2 separate regions of the Mus musculus genome follow, and region 2 is linked to region 1. Evidence: chromatin loops called from intact Hi-C (ENCODE). Cell type or tissue: left cerebral cortex. All regions are shown on one strand. Each heading gives the region's core, and the rest is flanking DNA. Links, peaks and the distances in the headings are about the cores only. Region 1 overlaps Gm33206 (a long non-coding RNA gene). Region 2 has its middle 40 kb from the start of Mecom.

Region 1 (5,385 bases), core at 246-5,245:
GAATTGCTTTCAAAACGAGAAAAATGATTGAATTGCTGAGCTGAAAGTTAAGGCACCACAATTACAATTTGTTGTTGCTTGGTTATAGTCTCCTTTTAAGAAGGTCTGCCTACTTCAGGGTCATGTGATTTAGTGCCTCTAGTCTTGTGCTGAGGGTATCAAGATAGGTAGAACTATGTCACAGAACAAAGCAAGGACACCCATGTTGTATCAGCATTTTATGCCAAGGAAAAGAATGAGGCTGAGCAAAATCTCTTCATTTTGGAAGACAATCTGCTTTGATTGACATTCTGATTGAATATGTACCACCCAGGAACCATAGAAGACGTATGCTTCTAACCCCAAAATGTAGACTACCCAGCAAACAGATTAGATTCAAGTTCTACCAAAAGGCGAATTAAGGAAGAAAATGGTCCAGTTTCCCTAGACTTCCAGACATATGCTCCCATGCTGTGATATACATTTTGCCTCCATTTTGCTGTCTGAGCCAGCCTGATACTAGGATAACTGTCTTGTGGATGGGGCTGGGATGGAATCTGAGAGAGGGTTAATGAATGATTTCTCAGAAACAGGAAATGAGTAGCTCTCTCCTTGGCCAAAGAAAGAGAAGATGTAGAGCTGACACGCAGCAGAGAGGTTTTCCTTACATGGCCTTTTGGATTTATAAAAATAATGGCTATTGATTTATGACTTACTGAGAAATATTTGAAAACTTTATAAATAGCACCAGTCTGGCAGGGTAGACCTTGCTTTCTGAGTTCTGTGAAGTCACTAGTTAGGCATGTAAGCTCAGGCATGTTTTCTCCTACAGCCCTCTCTATCTGCAAAGGTAGCAAAGAGGGCTTGTGCATCCCTCTCAACCCTAGAGTCTAAAATCCTATTCTAATGCCTGGGAGAGAGCTCAGCTGGCAAAGCGTTGGCCACAGATGAGGACTCAAGTTCCAGCCACAGAACCCACTTTTAAAAGCTGACAGTGTGGAGTGTTCTCTAAAACCAGCATAGGCAAAGCTAGGGAGATCCATAGGACACCCCTGGCCAGCTCTCCCAGTGCTGGTCACTGAGCTCTGGGCCATCGAGAGAGTGTATCTCAGCAACAGCGAGTGGGGGAAAGTAAGAGAGGGTGGGAGGAAGAGAAGAAGGGAAAGAGGGGGAGAGGGTGATGGGGGAAGGGAGAGAGAAAACAAAAGCATAAAACAAAAGCCTACAAATGTTGATGGTGTCTGAGGAGGACGCTTGAAGTCAACTTTGCATCATCTGACCTCAACGGATGTGCACACATATGTGCACTTGCACACATACAGGTGTACACAGATATAAACACATGCATGCACACACACGTACACACACACACACACACACACACACACACACACAGACACACACACACACACACACATGTGTCTATAGTGGAGACAATTTGATTAAGTAGGAAAACTCCATGTGACAGCATGCGTACCTTAGTCTCTCTGGAATTCTAAACCATAAAAGTAGGCTGATAATGTCTTTATACCCTTTGAATTAGGGGAGGTTTGAAAAATGAGTTGAAAATGTCAATAGCTCAGCCTTCTGCCTAGAACCTAATGAGTTTCTGAAAACAGTAAACTCAGAGCTGAAACCCTCTGCATGAAGCTTTCTGAAGGTAAGATTCAGACATGTTCATTCTTTTTCTGACCCCAGTAAATCAGTGTCACCGTGTCACCATTCAATCCCATATTATTTCTTCCATTTTGGCCATCTCTCCCACCTCTGCTTTAAATATTGTTTCAAAATGACCTTGTAGTCATGATAATAGTAGTCATTTACCTGTCACCCTGCACTGCTCAGCCATTGCACATAATCTCCAGAGCAGCAGTGGAAGGCAGGTGTTCCCCTGCTTGGAGGTTGGGCCAGGTCATATTTCATTAAATGTCCCCATGAAACCTAGCACTGTGCCTTGGATACACAAGACCCTCGTCACACATGTTTTGATTGACTGAAACTCGGCAGTATGTCCCACTCCCTTTCTTTGTAATGTATGTAGGTGTTTGATTTATAAGGAATTTCTGTCCCTGGATGTGGCCGGCTATTGAATTTATGTGTGACAAGGAAACCATACAGTTTGGCAACTCTATAGTGATAGGTGATGTGTGATTCATTTGGGGGAAGATAAACATTTTCTATTCAGACTTTGAATACCTGGGCCTACGGTTAGCTAATCAAGTCTCTGCATGGCTGAACAGACATCTTCAAAGGGACTTTACTCTAAATTACTCCATTGTGTGTTTCTAGATGCTGTCCTGTTGCATATTGATAATATTTCTTATAGCCACTGCTTAAAAGTAGGAAACAAACATAATTTAGACTTTACTCATCTTAAAAGAAAGCCAGTGGTGTTATAAACCTAAGTCCATGCTAGAAAACCAGGACCCCAAGACCCTTTGAGAGGCCAGGATGCGCTCACAATAAGTTACATCTGTCTGTAACGTAAGGCACACAAAGAGAGACTCAGAGAGTGTGCCTTTCTTAAAAGATGTGTCAAAGCAGGAATCTAAGTTGGTCCTGGAAGACCGTATAGATAGGTGGCGGGGCATGGGACAGCAAAAACTGCAGGGGCCATTGATCAGCCTCTCTGAGCCATCTCCCTCCTGGTCTGGTTCAGTTGCTTTCTCCTCAACTAACTACTCTTTGCCTCCTGAGGTAGGCTTTAAGTTCCCAGTGGATGTTTTTCTTCCCTCCCCTGTGAAATCACATGAATCTAGGCTGGGTGGGGGCAGGGGAGGAGTATGGTAGGCTCTGAACAAGCCCAACCTCACTGGTGGGAGAAATGGTCCCGTAAATCCTTTCAAAGGGCGCCCACCATGTCTGAGAGTCGGAAGGGGCAGCCGGTGACATGAATACGATTATTGTAATGGAGCAAAATGTGTGACCCGACCGGATTCGGTAAACCCAGCAAAAGGGAACGGCACAGTTAACCCGTGTCTTGGGGGAGCACTAAACCTGGAGCAGACTTATTAATTAGAGCTTCTGAGGGGCACAGAAAAGGGGAGGCTTTCTCCATTATGGAGACAGCTCCATTCTAGCCAGTTGCTTTCCACGGGGGCAACTCCTGCTCCTTTCTTTCTTCTCTTTGAGCCAAGCAGTCTGAGTTACTGTTCACAAGGTCCCTGTTGTGCCTTTTCCATTCAGAAATAGAGCCGATGGGAGAGTTTTTAAATGCATCAGTAGGTGGCGCTCTTTCTTTTAATTTATTTTTCAATCTTCGGTCCAGTTTGTACTGAAAGACCCAGACCTTTTTAATGAAAGAGAAGGGATTTTTAAAATGAAAACACATATACAATGTCCTCTTTTAATTGAAATGGTATATTGTGAAATCATTACTGTCACATGACATTTGTGTTTTAGGGAAATGCATATATATATATATATATATATATATTCCTAAATTGACTTTAGCAATTTGAAAATGATAGTGGACATCTGTGTTCAATAACGTTTTGTTGGTAACCGGTGTTTAATATTTCATGTCAAATCAGGAAGAGTGATAGAAGGTTCTGGAACAGCGGCGGCGACTGGCATTCCTGCAGCACAGCCTGCCCTTTGTCATACTCACCATAAAGAAACCTGCTGTAGCCGGGATGGGAGCTGCACCAGAGTGACTCTGTTCTTGGACCTTACATAAACTTCCAGAATACACTGTCTCTATTTTCTTTTAGAAATATGTCTATAAGCAAAACGGGCTAAAGGACTTCCCAAGCTCATTATTTATTTAAGTGGGAAAGAGGGGGAGTGTGTGTTGGGGGAAAGAGCTCTTGGAAGAAATTACAGCAGAATAAATCATCTTCTAGAACAAATCTTACCTTTGTTTCTCGTCAGTCCTCTTTCTTGCCTAGTTGGTAGGCTGTGATGGGAAGGGAGGCGAATGCCAATGGAAACATGCCTCCAGTGGTTCACAATGAACTCTGGCTAGGATTCTAACAGTAGGAGCTGAGCAGGGTGGGACAGGGGCAGAGAGGAGCAAGGAATAACTTTGAATAAGTTTGTTTCCTTCTCTCATCCTCTTCTATGTGCAATCTAAACTCTATATGCAGCATTGACTTAACAACAGATGTGGTAAAAAGACAATTGGAGGAAAGGGGGCTCTCTTTCAGCTGTCTACAAGACTAGTCCCCTGAATCATCACACTGACCTGCTATTCAGGTCTGTCGGGCTAATTTCAACATTTTTTTTAAATGCAGGGTCCAGATCAGTGGATTTGCTTTGACTAGAATGTAATGTATGAGAAATAGAATATTTGGGATCTAGACATGCAGGCATAGCTCCTGTTTGTTTATGTAGATTTGAAGGACTGTGTAATTGAGGGAAAGAGCACCCTTCACTATGTGCAATAATAAGGGTGAACCTTTAGGTGGGCCAGTCCGTATGTGGCCAGGATCTCTTCTATGTTTTGAAGAGAGAATTCTAGTGACAAAAACCAAGGTCCTGAAATAACTTTGAGGGAGAAGTGATGTGCCTATGGTGTCATTTTTTCTTGTTTATACTTAAAAATGGGAAAGGGTTAGATTAAACAAGTATTTGATTTTGTAATGGCTTCAAAACTCAGGAATACAGGAGAAGACAAAGTAGATGAAAATACAGCATGCTCATGACTTATTTTCTATTCCCCCAAATGTCTACTTACAGGCAAAAATTAAGTAACCAGATAAAATTAGCCATGTATAAAAGTTAACCTTTCTCGGGTTCCAAATGGCAATGACATTTGCCTGCCAATAATGTTAATTCTGTTTGCTTTGCAAAACTTATAATTTTATTATTTCAATACTTCAGTGTTACCAGAGCTATCAAGGAAGTATGGGTATCTTTCTTATTTGAGACAGAGAGAATAAAGTACTGAGTCTAAAAGCCAAACATAATGACCAAGAACCATGCATCCGTGACCCCAGAACCCCAGTCTAGCTATGTCTTTTCTCCCGTGGAAGGAAGCTTTGTCTGTGTATGAGACTTGGGCATCCAATGTGCAGCCGGCAGAGAAACAAGCCAAACTTTCTGGCAGGTGGTAAAACAATAGAGAAATGCAGATAATAAACACGAGTCAGTCCAGGCAGTGATCAGTTGTGGGCATAGCCTGTTTCCTATAGCAGCTTTACGTTCAATCCCAGATCCCATGCCTCGTTAAAAGGCTGAAATAGAAAAGATGTCATTACTCAAGTGTTTTTCATGAAGTGAATGTTTCTTAGTCGTCAGTATTGGCTACCACCGTTCACTAGAAAGCTCCACATTAAATGATCAGCTTCATCTTCCCTGGGCTGCAACTAAGAACATGTGTTTGTGCCCTGTGAGCATCCATTTGTGAGCTATCATACCTTCTTGGCAAGCATGGTGTTGAAGTTGGGGGTATAAACATAACTT
Region 2 (5,385 bases), core at 298-5,297, 740 kb after region 1:
CTCCTACCATCTCTGGCATGCTTGCTGTGTGTTTTCTGCTATGCCTTATTTTTTTCCTCAGAGTCTTGTTTAATTGTCTCTCCGATTTCCATTGACTTCTTCCCTACTGCCGATGTTTGTAACCGGGATTGGCTGCATAAATATTTCCAAACCATCTCAGAAGTGTTGTCGCTGATGAGAGCAGACAGAAGGCATTTCCAAAAGTATAAGAACATGGATTTGGGGGTGGGGGGGTGGCTTCTCCTGCAACTGAGAGAAGGAAAGTTATATTGCAGAGTCCGGAGGAAGCTTGACACAATCCTCCCACACTGTCCCTGCATGTCCTCATGTGCGCATTCCTTAAAAAATACTGGGAGCTTACCTCCACGCTCGTTATTTCTCCAGCTGCTGGTCCTCACCTTCTGGAACTGACTTATGGCCAGCAAAGATATCAGGATGAGCCCCGTACTACCGGGTGGTAACTGCACATTTGGGAAGACCTGGAGCATGAAGCAGAACTCTGTAGAGAAACTAGGCCTAGCGGAACTTCCCCCTCCTACTTAAGAGCTTTGGGATTTGTTTTCACTTTCTTTTTTTTTTAATTTAAGTTTGTCCTAAATAGATAATCTCTTCTTGTGTCTTAAATTCAAAAGTATAGGGCTGGAGAGACAGTTCAGTGATTGCAAGCATCTGCTGCACCTGCAGAGGACCTAGGTTTGGCTCCCACCATACAAGTGGCAGCCTTCAACCATCTGGAACTCCATTGCAATAGAATTTAATATCCTCTTCTGACCTCCACTGACAGCAGGCATGCCCAAGGCATAGGTAAACACCCAGATACATAAAATAAAAATAAATCAAGTATACATTAAAAGGTTCACTAAACAATTTCATCACCCTGGCTCTCCCATCAATGGTTTCCTTCTACTTGTATGTAGGTTTCCTTCACTACAAGCAATTTGCCAGAAATTTAGCTGCTTAAAACAAAGCCTATGTGTTACCTCACAGTTTCTATCGGCCAGAAGCCTGAGCAGTGTTACTGGGTATTCTGCAGAGTTGCTCAAAGTGTAATAGAGGGGCCTTGTGGATCCGTCTGGCAGCATGCAATACCAATAGGAGGACACTTAGACAGGCTGAACTTGGAGAACTCAAGGACGAGGCAACGGTCAGTGAGAGTAGGAGGGTGAGGGGATGACTTCGGAGACTGAAACTGTCTGCTTTTGGGTGGTTTGCTTGGTTTTTGTTTTGTTTTGGTTTTTTTTGTTTTTGTTTTTGTTTTTGTTTTGTTTTGTTTGTTTGTTTGTTTGTTCAGTGCTGAAGCCTGGACCTTGAGCTTGCCAGGGAAGTACTCTGCAGCCTTTTGTATTCTTCTTCGGGAGAAAGTTCCTCCTGGTTAGCAAGAGTCACAAAACTTTTCAGCCTTACTCTCCTCTGGTTCTTCCAAATTCTGCATGGCTATCCCCAGTGTTCTTGGAGTCTCCAAGCTTTAAATACAGGAATACATCGTACTTTTGGTAAACCATCTGTGAATTTTGAAAAATGCACAAAACTATGTGATCAGCACAGCAGGTTTGCTACGGAACAGGCTCGAGACTCCTGAAATGTTCTCTCAGGCTGCTGTTAGGACTTCCCAAAGCAGAACGTCCCATCTGCTCATCTGGATCTTTGCCTGCTCCAGAATTATGTCATATACACGGAATCCTGCTGCTGTGGTGTGTGATTCTGTCCTCCTTGGTTCATGTGCTGAAACCTGACTCCCGATGCGTTTGTGTTAAGAGGTGGGAACATGGGGAGGTGGTTAAGTCACAAGTGCAGAGAATTTACAGGTAGGATCAGTGTTCTGATATAAGAGGCCCAAGGGCCCGCAAGGTGGCTCTGCAGGTAAACGCACCCATCATCAAGCTGGGTTACCTGAGTTCACACACTCACGCACACACAGGGAGTAAACAAAAAGGTAATAAAAGAAAGGTTTCCTCCTCTCACAATGGGAGAACAGACACTGGTCGCATCACCAGCAAGCAGCTGGCCTTCAGTGGACGTTGGTCTGCTCTCCTGGAACCTGGACTTCCCTGCCCCCTGATCTGTGTGAATTAAACACACATTATTTACAAATTACTCAATGTGAGCTGCTGTGCCACTCTTGCCCTCAGCTACCTACCGTACAGCCTTTGAGCCTGGCTTCTCCCGCTCTACACAGTACACTGGAGGATCACTCGTGTTGTTAGATGTAGAGCATATCGCCTCTTCCCTTTTCCTGCTGATCGAGTGCTGTCAGCAGGGCCTGTCACTGTTTGTACAAGTGAAGGTTATTTAAGAGGTTTCCAGATTTCAGTTACTAAAAACATTGCATTCTTATCTGCAACTCTGCAACATACAGACCCCCGCTCTGTGTGTGTATGTACATGATTGTGTGTTTGTGTGTGTGCGTGTGTGCATGCGTGCCCATAGTTAGTTAGATATACACTAATAGATGTTCTTTTGTTTTTAGCCAATATATAGGCACTGTATAGTGTAGTCTAGCCTGAAGCTCACAATAGCCCTGCCTCCACCCTCCAAATGCTAGAATTATGGGAGTGAGCAGTCACATTCAGCTTCCTTGTATTCTCGCCTCTCTTCCTTTCCTTTCTCTATTTTCTTTTCCTCTCTCATCTCTTTCTTTTCTTCCTTTTCTATAAACAACCAGTACACTTTTTTCACTGCTAGTAAAACACAGTTGATTTTTCAAGATATGATTTTTATGCAATATATACTTCCTAAACTTAATTAGTTCTGGGAGCTTTTGTAGATATCTTCCTTTTTAAAAAAAGTTTTTAAAAATTATTTTTAATTATACAAATGCCTGTCTTTGTGTATGGGGGGGAGGAGGGCTGCACAAAAGCATGAAGTACCTGAAGAGGCCAGAAGAGGGTGTCAGTTGTCCTGATGTTTGTAAGCTGCTCTACATCAGGGCCAGGAGCTAAACTGGTCCTCTGCAAGAGCAGTGTGTTCTCTTAACCACTGAGCCATCTCTCCAGCCGCACCTTTAAGCTTTCTGTGTTAATAGAAACAGTTTTCGTTTCTTCCTCACTTGCCATGCCTTATATACCTTCCCCTTGCCTCATCTCATTGATTGGCTTCCAATAGAGGTGCCACTCCCTGATAATCAACCATTGAAATCTATAAGCCTATGGGAGCCACTCCTATTCAAACCACCACACCATCCTACATGGGTGAGTTTCATTTTCATTTTGTTGATGATAAACAATACTAAACTTATCTCAAATGTTTAGGCCTCTATATTGTATACTTACACTTATATAAATACACGTGTATGTCTTCTGAGAACTGAGTATCCAAATCATCTTTTACACTTTTTATTTATTTATGTACTGTGGGGGAGGGGGTACATACACATTCCACTGCATGGCTGTGGACGTCAGAGGATAACTTAAATTGGTTCCCTCCTTCTACCATGCTGGGCCCTGGACTGGCATTCAGATCATGAGGCTTGGTGGCAAACACCTTTACCTATTGAGCCATCTCACTGGCTCTGAATTGTTTGATTGTTTTATGTATCCTGGATACTAATCTTTATCAGATGGAGATTGCAAATATTTTCTCCCAGTTTCATGTTGTCTCTTCACATAGAAGTTTTGTAGCTTGAGTTAATCCAGTTGGACTGTTTGCACTTTTTTTAAAATTCACATTACATCCCAATATCAGCACCCTCTCTCATTGCAGTGCCCCCTCACACAGATTCCCCCCCCCCACTTCTCTTTCACCTCTGAGAAGCAGGAGCCCTCCTTGGGTATCAATACCCCCTCCCCAGCACATCGAGTCACTGCAGGACTAGGCACATCCTCTCCCACTGAAGCCAGACAAGGCAGCCCAGTTATGGGAATGAAATCCACAGGCAGGCAACAGAGTCAGGAACAGCGCCTGCCCCAGTTGTTAAGGGACCCACATGAAGACCAAGCTGCACATCTGCTACATATGTTTGGGAAGCCTAGGTCCAGCCTATGCTGGCTCTTTGGTTGGTGATTCAGTCTTTGGGTGTCCCCAAGGGTCCAGGTTAGCTGACTCTGCTGGTCTTCCTGTGGCATCTCTGTCCTCAACTTTTCCATAAGATTCCCCAAGCTCCATCTAATGTTCCGCTGTGGAGTCTCTGTATGTTTCCATTACCTGCTGGGTGGAACCTCTCAGAGGACAGTTATGTTAGGCTCCTCTCTGCAACCATAATAGAATATCGTTAATAGTGTTAGAGATTGGTTCTCATACATGGGATGAGTCTAAGTTCGAGCCAGTCATTGGTTGGCCATTCCCTCCATCTCTGCTCTATCTTGAAGGCAGGACACATTTTGGGTCAAAGGTTTTGTGGGGTGAGTTGGTGTCCTTATCCCTCCACTGAGAGTCCTGCACAGGTACAGGCAGTCGCCAGTTCAGGATCCATATCTTCCACTGCTAGTCTCAGTTAGAGTCACCCCCATAGACCCTCAGGAGACTCCCCACATCCCAGGTCTCTGGCACATCCTAGAGGTGTGCCCCACCACCACCACCTACCTCCAATTTCTGGTCTCTCTTCCCTGCTCTCCCTACACCCAATCCTTACCTTCACTCCCTTTCCTATCCCCCATCCCATCCAGTTCCCTCCCTTACTCAGGATATTTTCTAGTTCCATCCATTTGCATGCAAAATACATGATGTCTTTGCTTTTAATAGCTGAGTAGTATTCCATTGTGTAAATGAACCATTCTTCAGTCAAGAAAGGAACATCTAGGTTGTTTCCAGTATCAGGCTATTATAAATAAAGATGCTATGAACATAGTTGAGCAAGTGTCCTTCTGGGATTGTAGAACATCTTTTGTAAGCCCAGGAGTAGTATACCTGTGTCCTGAGGTAGAACTATTCCTAAATTTCTGAGAGACCACCAAATTGATTTTTAGAGTGGTTGTACAAGTTTGCACTCCCACCAGCAATGGAGGAGTGTTCCCCTTGTTCCATACCTGTGACAGCATCTGCTGTTCTTTGAGTTTTTGATCTTAGCCATCTGATGGGTGTAAAGTGGAATCTCAGAATTGTTTTGAGTGGCATTTTCCTGATGACTAAGGATGCTGAACATTTCTTTAAGTGCTTCTCAGTCAGTAGATACTCCTCTGTTAAGGATTTTTTTTTAGCTCTGTACATTTTTAAAGTGTGTTACTCGGGTTGTTGGTGTCTAACTTCTTGAATTCTTTACATATTTTGGATATTAGCCCTCTGTCTGATGTTCAGTTGGTGAAGCTTTTCCCCCAGTTTGTAGGCTGTTGTCTTGTCCTATTGATGGTGTCCTTTGACTTCCAGAAGCTTTTCAGTTTCATGAACGGCGTTGATTAATAGTTGCTTTTAGTGCCCGAGCCATTAGTGTTCTGTTCAGGAAATTGTCTCCTG

What was found. Peaks named below come from ENCODE experiments on the same cell type or tissue, not always from the same donor. Only the 100,000 strongest peaks of a DNase experiment are listed, where the experiment ranks them.
Region 2: it touches region 1 in a loop (2.5-fold over the local background); 12 of 42 quality-filtered maps call a loop at or near these places.

Annotation. Positions count from the first base shown.
Region 1 is chr3:29,809,888-29,815,272 of GRCm38, forward strand. All of the region lies in intron 3 of Gm33206 (a long non-coding RNA gene), which reads right to left. Among named protein-coding and RNA genes, the nearest start is that of Mannr, 78 kb to the right of the region's middle. In left cerebral cortex, for the core only: a CTCF peak has its summit at 3,219 (motif pointing right); DNase peaks (open chromatin) are centred at 3,170 and 3,670.
Region 2 is chr3:30,547,521-30,552,905 of GRCm38, forward strand. No RefSeq gene overlaps it. Among named protein-coding and RNA genes, the nearest start is that of Mecom, 40 kb to the left of the region's middle. In left cerebral cortex, for the core only: a CTCF peak has its summit at 2,848 (motif pointing right); DNase peaks (open chromatin) are centred at 487, 1,604 and 2,913.